Regions from separate parts of the Homo sapiens genome. Here all the other regions are linked to region 1. A link is a contact called in ENCODE Hi-C data. All regions are on one chromosome and are shown on one strand. The core of a region is the stretch at or near the end of the contact, and the rest is flanking DNA. Distances in the headings are between cores, read along the strand shown.

Region 1 (3,080 bases), core at 284-2,783:
AATATCTGATAGAAAAGGAACACAAGAGAAACAAAACCAGAAAGGTCAAATGGAAAACTTTAGAGCTTCCTGGGTTCAAATATATTCTCTGATCATAGTGCAATTAAAGTAGAAATCAATAACAATAACTAGAAAATCCCAATTTATGGAAATTACTAAATAATGCTCTTAACCCATAGTCAAAGAAAAAAATCACAAAGGAAATTAAAATATGTTTTCATACTGAGTGACAATGACAGCATTATCAAACCACCTGAAAAGCAGCTTTAGCTCAGAGGTAAACCTACAGTTTCAAATAACATCTTAAAAAACGAATAAATATATTTTTAAAAATACCTTGCTTTGTAAATCCAACCTATTTGGCTCAAGAGTTTCAAATAACAAGCGGCAAGATTTTAGATAGCAAGATACCGACCTGTAAACTTACTGCAATTTATCTGTTTCCTAAATTAAGATAGCAGTTTAGATAATATTTAAGAGAAATGACATTTTGGAAAAACTACAGATTTTATAAAATACTTAAATCTTTTGTTAGTAATATTATACTCCCAGGTAGTGTGTAAGAAAAATGTCTCGATTATTCAAAATTAAATTACTTTATATAGTATTAAAAATTTAATAGAGTTTATATTCCGATAACCTCATGAGGAACTGCCCCCATTAGTTATGAAAAAAAAATAAGGTTGTCTGTTATACCTGTTATTAAACCTTTAACAAATAGAATGAATTTTTAAAAGTGCATTCTAGGTGTAATATACACAAGTGGTTACATACATGGTTACATATATAAGTAACCATTTGTTAAGCACCTACTACGTATCGGCTCATTATTAAGCTCGGTTCATGTATTTCCAATTCCCACAATTACCCTGGTGTACAGATCAGGAACCTCCGAGGCTCACAAGTGGCAGCCAGATTAACCCAGGAAGCTCTAAAGCCTTTGCTTTGGGGAGAACTGCCAACGTCTGGTGATTTGTTGGGGCGTTTTCTGGTTGTCACAAGCAGCTAGGGGAACTGGCATTTAGTGCTCGAGGCCAGGGCAGCGCTGCTCATTGGATATGTATTCTCCACCATGCGCCCCCCAAATGCCGACTGCACTCTGATGAGAGAGGGAGAGACTCCAGGCATCATCCCATCGGGTTTCCTCTTCCAGAGACTCATTTTCAGCCCTTAGGGGAAGACAGCGGGGAGGAGCCCGTTTTCGGTCCCAGTGCAGAGACCCGGCCGGTCCCGCGGGGCGCAGAGGCGCAGGAATGCAGAGCCGGGACGGGGTTCACACATCCCCCCGCACCCACGGTCCACTCCCAGCCATGGCTGCCCCGGCCCCGCACTCGCCACGTCCCCCGCGCGCTCCCAGACGCATGGGCAAGGGAGCCCGCTGGCCCCTCCGTAGCTCCGGGGTGCCCAGCTGAGTCAGGTGCGGACGCAGATAGCGCAAGGCCTGACCCCGAGCGGCCGGAGGCCGGGACCGCCCCGCAAGCGCGCTCACCTCGGCCCGCGGCGCCGGCTCCGGGCGCACTTCCGGGAGCTGGGTGGCTGCGCGCGCCTCAGGCGGCAGGCGAACGACGTGCGGCACCGGGCGGAGCTAGGGGGCGGGGGCGGAGCTGATACCGAAGCTCCTATTGGCCGTCGGGGACGCCCCGCCTCTCTCTGGCGTTGCAGCCCAGGAGCCTCCACCGACATGGCAGCGAGGTTCCCGAGCCAACGCCATCCTCCGTTCCTTCCGTCACTCACTCACTAATCACTGTTCCTGAGTTCCTTCACTTCTCACCCGTCATTTATTGCGCACCTATTCTGTGCCAGGCACTCGGCCAAGCACTGCGAGGCCTTCAAAGATCATTTCTTTGTCTCTCCCAAACCCTTCCGCCCAGTCCCACCCGCAGAGCTGCAACGCTCTGCCATTATCCCTGATTCTTAACCGCCGCCTTTCTCCTTTCCGTTCTTGCCTCACTGGGCCTCCCTGAGACACTTGATTTGCCCCAACCTTCTTCCTCTGTCTTGGTTCTCCCACTCTCATCAGCTCTGCATCCCCTGGGTCCTCTCCCACTTCTCCCCATTCCGTTGGGGCTAGTCCAATGTGGTGCCATCCTCTTTCCACCTGCGTCTCTCTCTCTTCTCTCTCTCTCTCTCAACAAATGTCATCCCTGACTCTTCCCTTCTCCTTCCCTTTCCCACACGCCAACAATGGCTGAATCCTCTGATTTGACCTCATTGTCTCTCAGACACCTCACCCTCTCTCCCTTCTCACTATCCCTCCCTCGGCTCAGTTCCACACCATTTGTAATGGTCAAGACCTTCTTACCCTTTCCCCAGCGTCCAGTGTTGCCGGTTTCCAGGCCATCCTGTGCTGGGCCACGACATCAACTTGTGATACTAAGTTGCATTAATGGAAGTATCATGTCAAAGTTTGGGTGTTCCACCTTGGGCAACTGGCAAAGAGGAGGGTATTCAAAAAAAGCTGCCATGTTCCCCAATAACCTATGGAAATAAAATAAATAAAAAATAAAAATTTAAAGAAGAGCTGTCATTATCATAACATGTCCTGTACCTGTCATTATCATAACATGTCCTGTACCTGTCATTATCATAACATGTCCTGTACCTGTCATTATCATAACATGTCCTGTACCTGTCATTATCATAACATGTCCTGTACCTGTCATTATCATAACATGTCCTGTACCTGTCCCATGTTTACAAGAATTAAAGATCCTCCTCTGGAGAAATAAAGCTTGATGCGGGGATGGGATTACATCTTCATGTACCTGAAAAGTGACCAGCGGAAAAGGGATTCGACATGTTCTCTTAAGTCCCAGGGTCTGAACAAGATCCTATGTGTGAAACTACTGTTTCAGCCTGACATAGGTGGAAGTTTCTAGTCTTTTTTTTTTTTTTTTTTTTTTTTTGTATTTTTGGTGGAGACGGGGTTTCACCATGTTGGCCAGGCTGGTCTCGAACTCGTGACCTCAAGTGATCCACCCACCTTGGCCTCCCAAAGTGCTGGGATTACAGGCATGAGCCATGGCACCTAGCTGGACGTTTCTAACATTCATGTGATTGATGGCGCTGCTTTGAGTTCC
Region 2 (3,080 bases), core at 320-2,819, 820 kb after region 1:
GCCAGGCTGGTCTCGAACTCCTGACCTCAGGTGATCTGCCCGCCTCGGCCTCCCGAAGTGCTGGGATTACATGGGTGAGCCACCGCATCTGGCCCCAAGCTTGTTTGTGTAACTTTTCTGTACCCGGAGCAGATATAGATTAATTCTTTACTTGAATAGAGGCCACCGTGAAAGACAAGCAAGTTCATATATTGATGGGAATATATGTTTATATGCATATATGCAAGCATACCTATATTGCACCCTCATATTACATATAGCAAATGCTGTTAGTGGTTTTAATTTTTCACGTCTACCTGGCACACTCCTCCACTGGGTGTACTCCTCTTGTTTTCCTCTCTTCCTTCTTATCTCCTGCTCCCTCCTTATTTTTACTTTTGATTTATCTTTCTGAAAAAAACCCCAAAAAACCCCCAAAAAAGCAAAAACCCTCCTTTACTTTTCACACATCTTAAAGTGGTAAATATTGCTGAATCATGGTTGACTGATAGGGTCAGATTGTTGTGAGGAAACTGTTCAGTTTTCTTCCCGACTCTCCTCACCTTCTCCCACCCCTACCCAGGGCATTAGAAACCCTGGTTTGATTTTCCTTGAACCTCCCCCACCACCTGCTTTTACTTCTCCTCTCTCCTGGCTTTAGAGAAGTGAGGACAAAAGGACTCTGCTGCAGGTTGTTCTTTTGATTTTTTTTTTTTAAAAGATTCTTGTCCTGGCTTTCCTGATTCTCCAGAGTCTCCTGGGATTTTGTAGAACAAAATAGAAGAGGGAGGAGAAGCAGGGTTCCCCTAAAGGTTATCCTGTAGGCATTTAGAATGTACAATCTCATACACGGCTGTCTACTGTATTTCCTTGCAAACATTCCGCCTCGCACTTATTCTGTGAGGGAAATAAGCAGTTTCCCCACATAGCCAATAAAAGTGTATTGTGTTCAATACTAGGAGAAATACAGAAATAGCCTTGGTGGGGTAGAAAAGGCTGGAAGCGTGAATAATAGAATATAGCACATAACAAAGAGGTAAAGACTAAAAGATCAGAAAGGATTTTGAGTGGGAGAATGTTATGATCCCTGAGGAAAATGATAGATTTTTAAACTATTATGAAATTAGAGCCCCCATGACTCCATTTTACAGGAGAGTATACCAGTCAGGAGAAGATAAGAAATTGGCTCCAAATCAAAGCAAGTAAGTGGCAGACTAGAACCTAGTGGAATCCAGGAACTGCCCAGGTCCCAAATTGGCCGTTGGGTGGTATGTACATAGGTCAGATACCAACAACATGACAAGAATTGAAAACTCTCTTTCCTCTCCTTTTATTGCTTGAGAAGCTTCATGGGGGAGGTGGAACTTGAAAGTGAGCCGTTAAGAATAGTTCAGAGTTAAATAAGGAGATGAGCAGGCAGTCTGTAGGAAGAGAACCAAGTACAGAGAGTTGGGAATAGATGTTGTGTTTCACAGTCACTGGACAGATGGAACTATTTAGAAGGAAGTGGGTATTGTGGAGGTTGGTGGAAGGTCAAATGCTGGGGAGACTGGGCTTTTAGTGGGGCTGTGGAAGCTGAGCACAGTAGTTGAGATATGGTCTGTGAGGCAGTGGGAGTTACTGAACGCAGTTGAAAGGGGAAGTGAGATTATAGGCATGGTTGATTTGGAACAGTACCTTAGTTGCAGTATGCAGGGTGGATTGAAAAAGGGGAGCCTGCCATGAAGGAAGCCAACAAAGAAAATGTCAAGTAGAAGGCAGATCTGTTTGAGCCTCTTGGTTTTTAGGCATATTTGGGTGGTGAGAAATGGTTTTCTCTGCTCCTCAGCACTCTTCTTTTATTCATCTTGAAGCTATAAACTTGAGCAAAGAAGGTGACCTTCTCCAGTTGAGAAGGTATAAAACTAACCATACACACCCCTGCTAAAACTGCCACACAAGCTTTTAGGACAAAATCAGTGGACACTTAAATTAATTTGAGTGGAATATGATGAGGAATTATATTAGGGTAGGGAAAGTCATAAATCTTAAATATGATAAAAAGGATGAAAATTGGAAAGGAGCTTTAAGCTGTCATTATTTTCAGATATGATTGTTTATGTAAACTAAAAAATTACTGCAAATGAATAATTAGAATTATTAAGAGTTTAGCAAGCTTGCTCAATTCAAAAGAAAGGTGGGGTGTATTTATTAATATATCAGATACAGTGGACTTCAAGGAAAATTACAGAGATAAAGGAAGACATTACATACTGATAAAAGAGTCAGTTTACCAGAAAGACAAAATAATTCTACGTGTGTATGCATCTGAGAATAGAGGCTCAAAATACATGAAGAAAAAAGTGATAGAACCAAAAGGACAAGTAGACAAATCCACAGTTATAGGTGAGGACTTTGACACTCCTGTCTTAGTTATTGATAGAATTAGTTCACAGAAAATTAGCAAGGACATAGAAGAACTGAACAACACTGTAAACCAACTGGATCTAATTGGCATTTATAGAATACTTCACTCAACAATAAGATATACAGAGGATACATATTCTTTTCTAGTGCTCGTGAAACATTCACCAAGGTTGACTATATCCTCATCCATAAAGTAAATTTTTAACTGATTTTAAAATGTGAAACCATACAGAGTATGTTCTCTGACCATAATGGAGTTCAACTAGAAATCTGTAACAGAAAGATAACTAGGAAACCCCAAATGTCTGGTAATATAGTTAAGTAAATAATCCATAGGTGAAAAGAGGAAATTTCATGGGAAATTAAAAAGTATTTAGAACTGAATGAAAATGAAAACACAACATATCAAAATTTGTGGGGTGCATCTAATGATTGGAGGGAATGTAATAGCATTAAATGCTTAATTAGAAAAGAGGAATGGATACCCCATTTACCCTGTGATTATTATGCATTGCACGCCTGTGTCAATAAACCTCATGTAGCACATAAGTATATATACCTACTATATACCCACAAAAATTAAGAAGTAAAAGAAGAATGGTCTCAAATCAGTAATATAAGGTTCTACCTTAAGAAAATAGAAAAGGAGGAACAAAATAAACCCCAAATCAGGCAGAATGAAAGAAGTAATAAAG
Region 3 (3,080 bases), core at 388-2,887, 670 kb before region 1:
ATACATTTTTGGCCCTGCCCTTCCCAACTCTTCCCTGCAAACTCCAGAAAATAAGAAGGGGATGGGGTGAAGAGATGGGTGGCGGCACAATGCATCTTGGTGGGCAGAGTCTCCACGCGAGTAAAACATTTTAGGTAAGGGTAGAGTTTGGAAGAGCCTTGGGAACAAATATACTGGGCATTACAGCTTTCCTTATGTGGTTTTTTTAAAGAAGATCTGCAAGAACCAGTTGGAGGGGACAGGAGAAGATCCCAGCAAGGTCCAGCAGAACCAGTTGTCCTGGTCTGAATTTTTAGCCATTGTAGGGTAAAGAAAATCGACTTAATATAGGTTATGTGAAAGAGGGAAGCATTGACTCATTGTGTGTAATGTGTTCAAGCGCACCTGGATCAAGGTGCTCCAGTGATGCTTTTCTCTCTTTCTCTCTCCCTCCCTCCCTCCCTCTCCCTCCTGTCTCTCTATTTGCCTTAATTTCATTCTTGGGAAGGCTTTTCATATGAGTAGAATACGGCCATATGAACAGAATATGGCTTTCCATGTGAGTAGAATAAGGCTTTCCATATGAGTAGAATATGGCCGCCAGCAAGTCCCAACTTGCATCATCCTTACAGCTTAGTATCCCAGAGGGAAGCAAAGCCTTTCCTTATATTTCTAGCAAATGTTCCTGGGTTCTGGTTGACCTGTCTTGGATTGGCTCGTATCTGAACCGGTTTCAGTGGGATGGAGTACTCTGATTAACCAGACCATGGTCACGTGGTTGCCACCAGGGACCTGGAGGAGGGGGAGACAATCCATCTGAACCACCTGGACTGAACAGCATTCTTGTGGAAAGAGGCTGATGTGATTTACCAATGTTAGGGCTTCCAGGTAGATGAAAAGCTCACATCTGTTCCATCTGTGCTAGGTGATAGCAGGCCAAGGAAAGGGTAGAACTGACATCAAGCAAAGGCTAGTCAGCAATAAGGTTGGCAAATTGAGACTATTTTCTAAAATTCTGAGAGTAATGCTAGGGAGAGAGAGAGAGAGAGAGAGAGAGAAGATTATAGATAGGAAAGACAGGGAAAAGACTAAAATTAAACCTGTTTCTAAAGAAAATCTACAATTTTTGAGGTGTCCTAATCAAAGATGCAGACAAATCACCTTCCCTGAGCTTCCCTGGGGTCCAAGTTAAAAGGGTGCTATTCATTACAGAAAAAACGTAAGTAAAAAGATCCATGCGTGAAGCACCTTGCCAAATGAACAGCATACACGAGCAAAGAAAAAAATGTAAGTATCTAGATGTTTAAGGTAATTTAAAAATTATTGTATAGTCAGATGAATAAAATTAGGTTGGCCTTCGTCTTTGGTCTGGTATCAAGGACCAGAGACAGTGGGGAAGCGCCTGACTTTTCTGAGTGCTCGTGAGCCAGGAACCTCTTGCCAAGACAAAGTATCTCACGTATAGTGACAACATGAAGTCATTCTTGGATATATACAGTCTTGGAAACTAGCAGATTTGAAGTTCTAGCCAGCCAAAGATAACTGAAGTTAGAAATGCGAGTGGATGTTTTGCTTATAAGAACTGGCTGCATTCCTTGAGGTGAGAGTCAGATTCCCCCATCTGGGAGCCTGCAGGAGAAACATCTGCGCAGTAACTCTCCCAGGGTGATCGGCCTCTCCACGGGATGTGGAGGCGTGGCTTTCCTGTCCCAGTGGCATCCAGAAGAAGCTTAAAAGGGAGGGATTTCAAAATGCATTACCCTTCTTTATTGGCTTGACTCTGTAACTGAACATAAGACATTCCTTTGGAAAAGCTTCTTCTTCAGAGAAGTACAGGCCAAAAGAGACAACAAACAGCATTTCTCACCTGCTTCCTCTCAGTGGGAACGTTTGCTAAATGCTTAATGTAAGTTCTCACAGGTAAATTTCACCACTGAATTCTGAAGTCCAATTAAATAGGATTTACAGCTATGTCTAGAGAAAAAAATGCAAAGCCTGCTTTGTTTTTGAGAGGTATGTCTGTGGGTGATTTCTCCCTCCCTTCAGTTTTCTATTCTTATTTTTAATGACTTTTTGAATGAAAAAAATAAAAACAATGCACAGCTAAAATAGACGAGATGGCATGCATTAAACCAAATGCATGGTTTGGAGCACCCCATGCATGCACTCACAATGAAACTCCACACTCCCTTTGCTCTCTCTCTCACATACGAGCTTTCCCTATTTCTTCTCTTCTTGTCTATCTTTTTCTCTGATCCACAGCTCACATGGACAGGGCTCTCTCAAACACACACACACACACACAGCCCCCTTGGTCACTTCCTCCTTTGCATCTCCCTCTCTTTCCAGCTGCTTCTTTCATACACAAACCTCTAGTCTTGCTGTCACCTCTGGGTCTCCTCCCTCTGACCCTCCCAGCTCTGCACACAAACAGGAGCCTTCAGTGGCTGCTCTCCTCACTCTGTGGCTCTGTGTACCTTCCATTCACAGATGCTCACACTGCCGGTGGAGCGGAATCACTTCCTCTCTTCTCTGTATCCTTCAGTTCTCATCCATCTTACTCTGTCTCCCTCCCTCCCTCCCCCTCGGACTCCCCCTCTCTCTCTAAAGCACACACACTCTCCTTGATTAGTTGTGCACACTTATAACCACAGGAGTTATGGATTCAATTATCCAAGCACCACCATCCTCCCCCACCTCTCTTGAAAAGTGAAGACAAGTGAGCGTCCTAATTAAAATGTTACCCGTCTCATTGGCGCAAAGAGACAGAAGCGCCAGCGTTGGGGAAAAAAAAAAAATGGAAAGACAATAATGTGTTTACCTTCCTCAGCTGGGTGAGTCATCCGTGGGCTTTTTCTGGTTTTATAGCAGCTCTCTGCTACCCTGCGTACCATAGACTGGGGACAACTTGCTTTCTGTCCGTCCTTATGGGTAAAATTATGAATTCTTCATCTGGACACTTAAGAATAAACATGCACTGTAATCAGAGTTGGCCTGAATCCATGGGCTCCCAAAACTTTTGAAAACGCTCCTTTGTTCTTTGTCAGTCGTAAAATAAACACACCGCTGATGTGTCCCACATCCCATGATACGGGAAGGAC

What was found. A loop is a pair of places that touch in the nucleus more often than their neighbours do. Pooled maps may share reads with other maps.
Region 2: a pooled map shows a loop between it and region 1 (6-fold over the local background). The contact joins the enhancer-like site here to the promoter of ZNF18 in region 1. A Hi-C loop is called at or near these places in 3 of 37 single-sample maps with no recorded cell type and 4 of 50 pooled maps.
Region 3: a loop to region 1 is called in a map of chondrocyte, with 2.7 times the contacts of the local background. The contact joins the enhancer-like site here to the promoter of ZNF18 in region 1. A Hi-C loop is called at or near these places in 1 of 168 maps with a recorded cell type or tissue (chondrocyte).

What each region holds. Positions count from the first base shown.
Region 1 is chr17:11,995,942-11,999,021 of GRCh38, forward strand. It overlaps ZNF18 (zinc finger protein 18), which reads right to left and starts at 1,534. Exons shown (of 7, transcript NM_001303281.2): 1 at 1,490-1,534. RefSeq lists a silencer at 1,233-1,682 and enhancers at 1,615-2,598, 1,713-1,952, 2,023-2,102.
Region 2 is chr17:12,814,447-12,817,526 of GRCh38, forward strand. All of the region lies in intron 1 of ARHGAP44 (Rho GTPase activating protein 44), which reads left to right. Among named protein-coding and RNA genes, the nearest start is that of ARHGAP44-AS1, 26 kb to the left of the region's middle. RefSeq lists an enhancer at 1,363-1,452. Within about 2 kb of position 1,570, at least 2 of the 41 ENCODE cell types and tissues checked have a DNase peak (open chromatin) inside an H3K27ac peak, as active enhancers do.
Region 3 is chr17:11,329,479-11,332,558 of GRCh38, forward strand. The region is part of intron 2 of SHISA6 (shisa family member 6); the gene reads left to right. Among named protein-coding and RNA genes, the nearest start is that of SHISA6, 90 kb to the left of the region's middle. Within about 2 kb of position 1,638, at least 3 of the 41 ENCODE cell types and tissues checked have a DNase peak (open chromatin) inside an H3K27ac peak, as active enhancers do.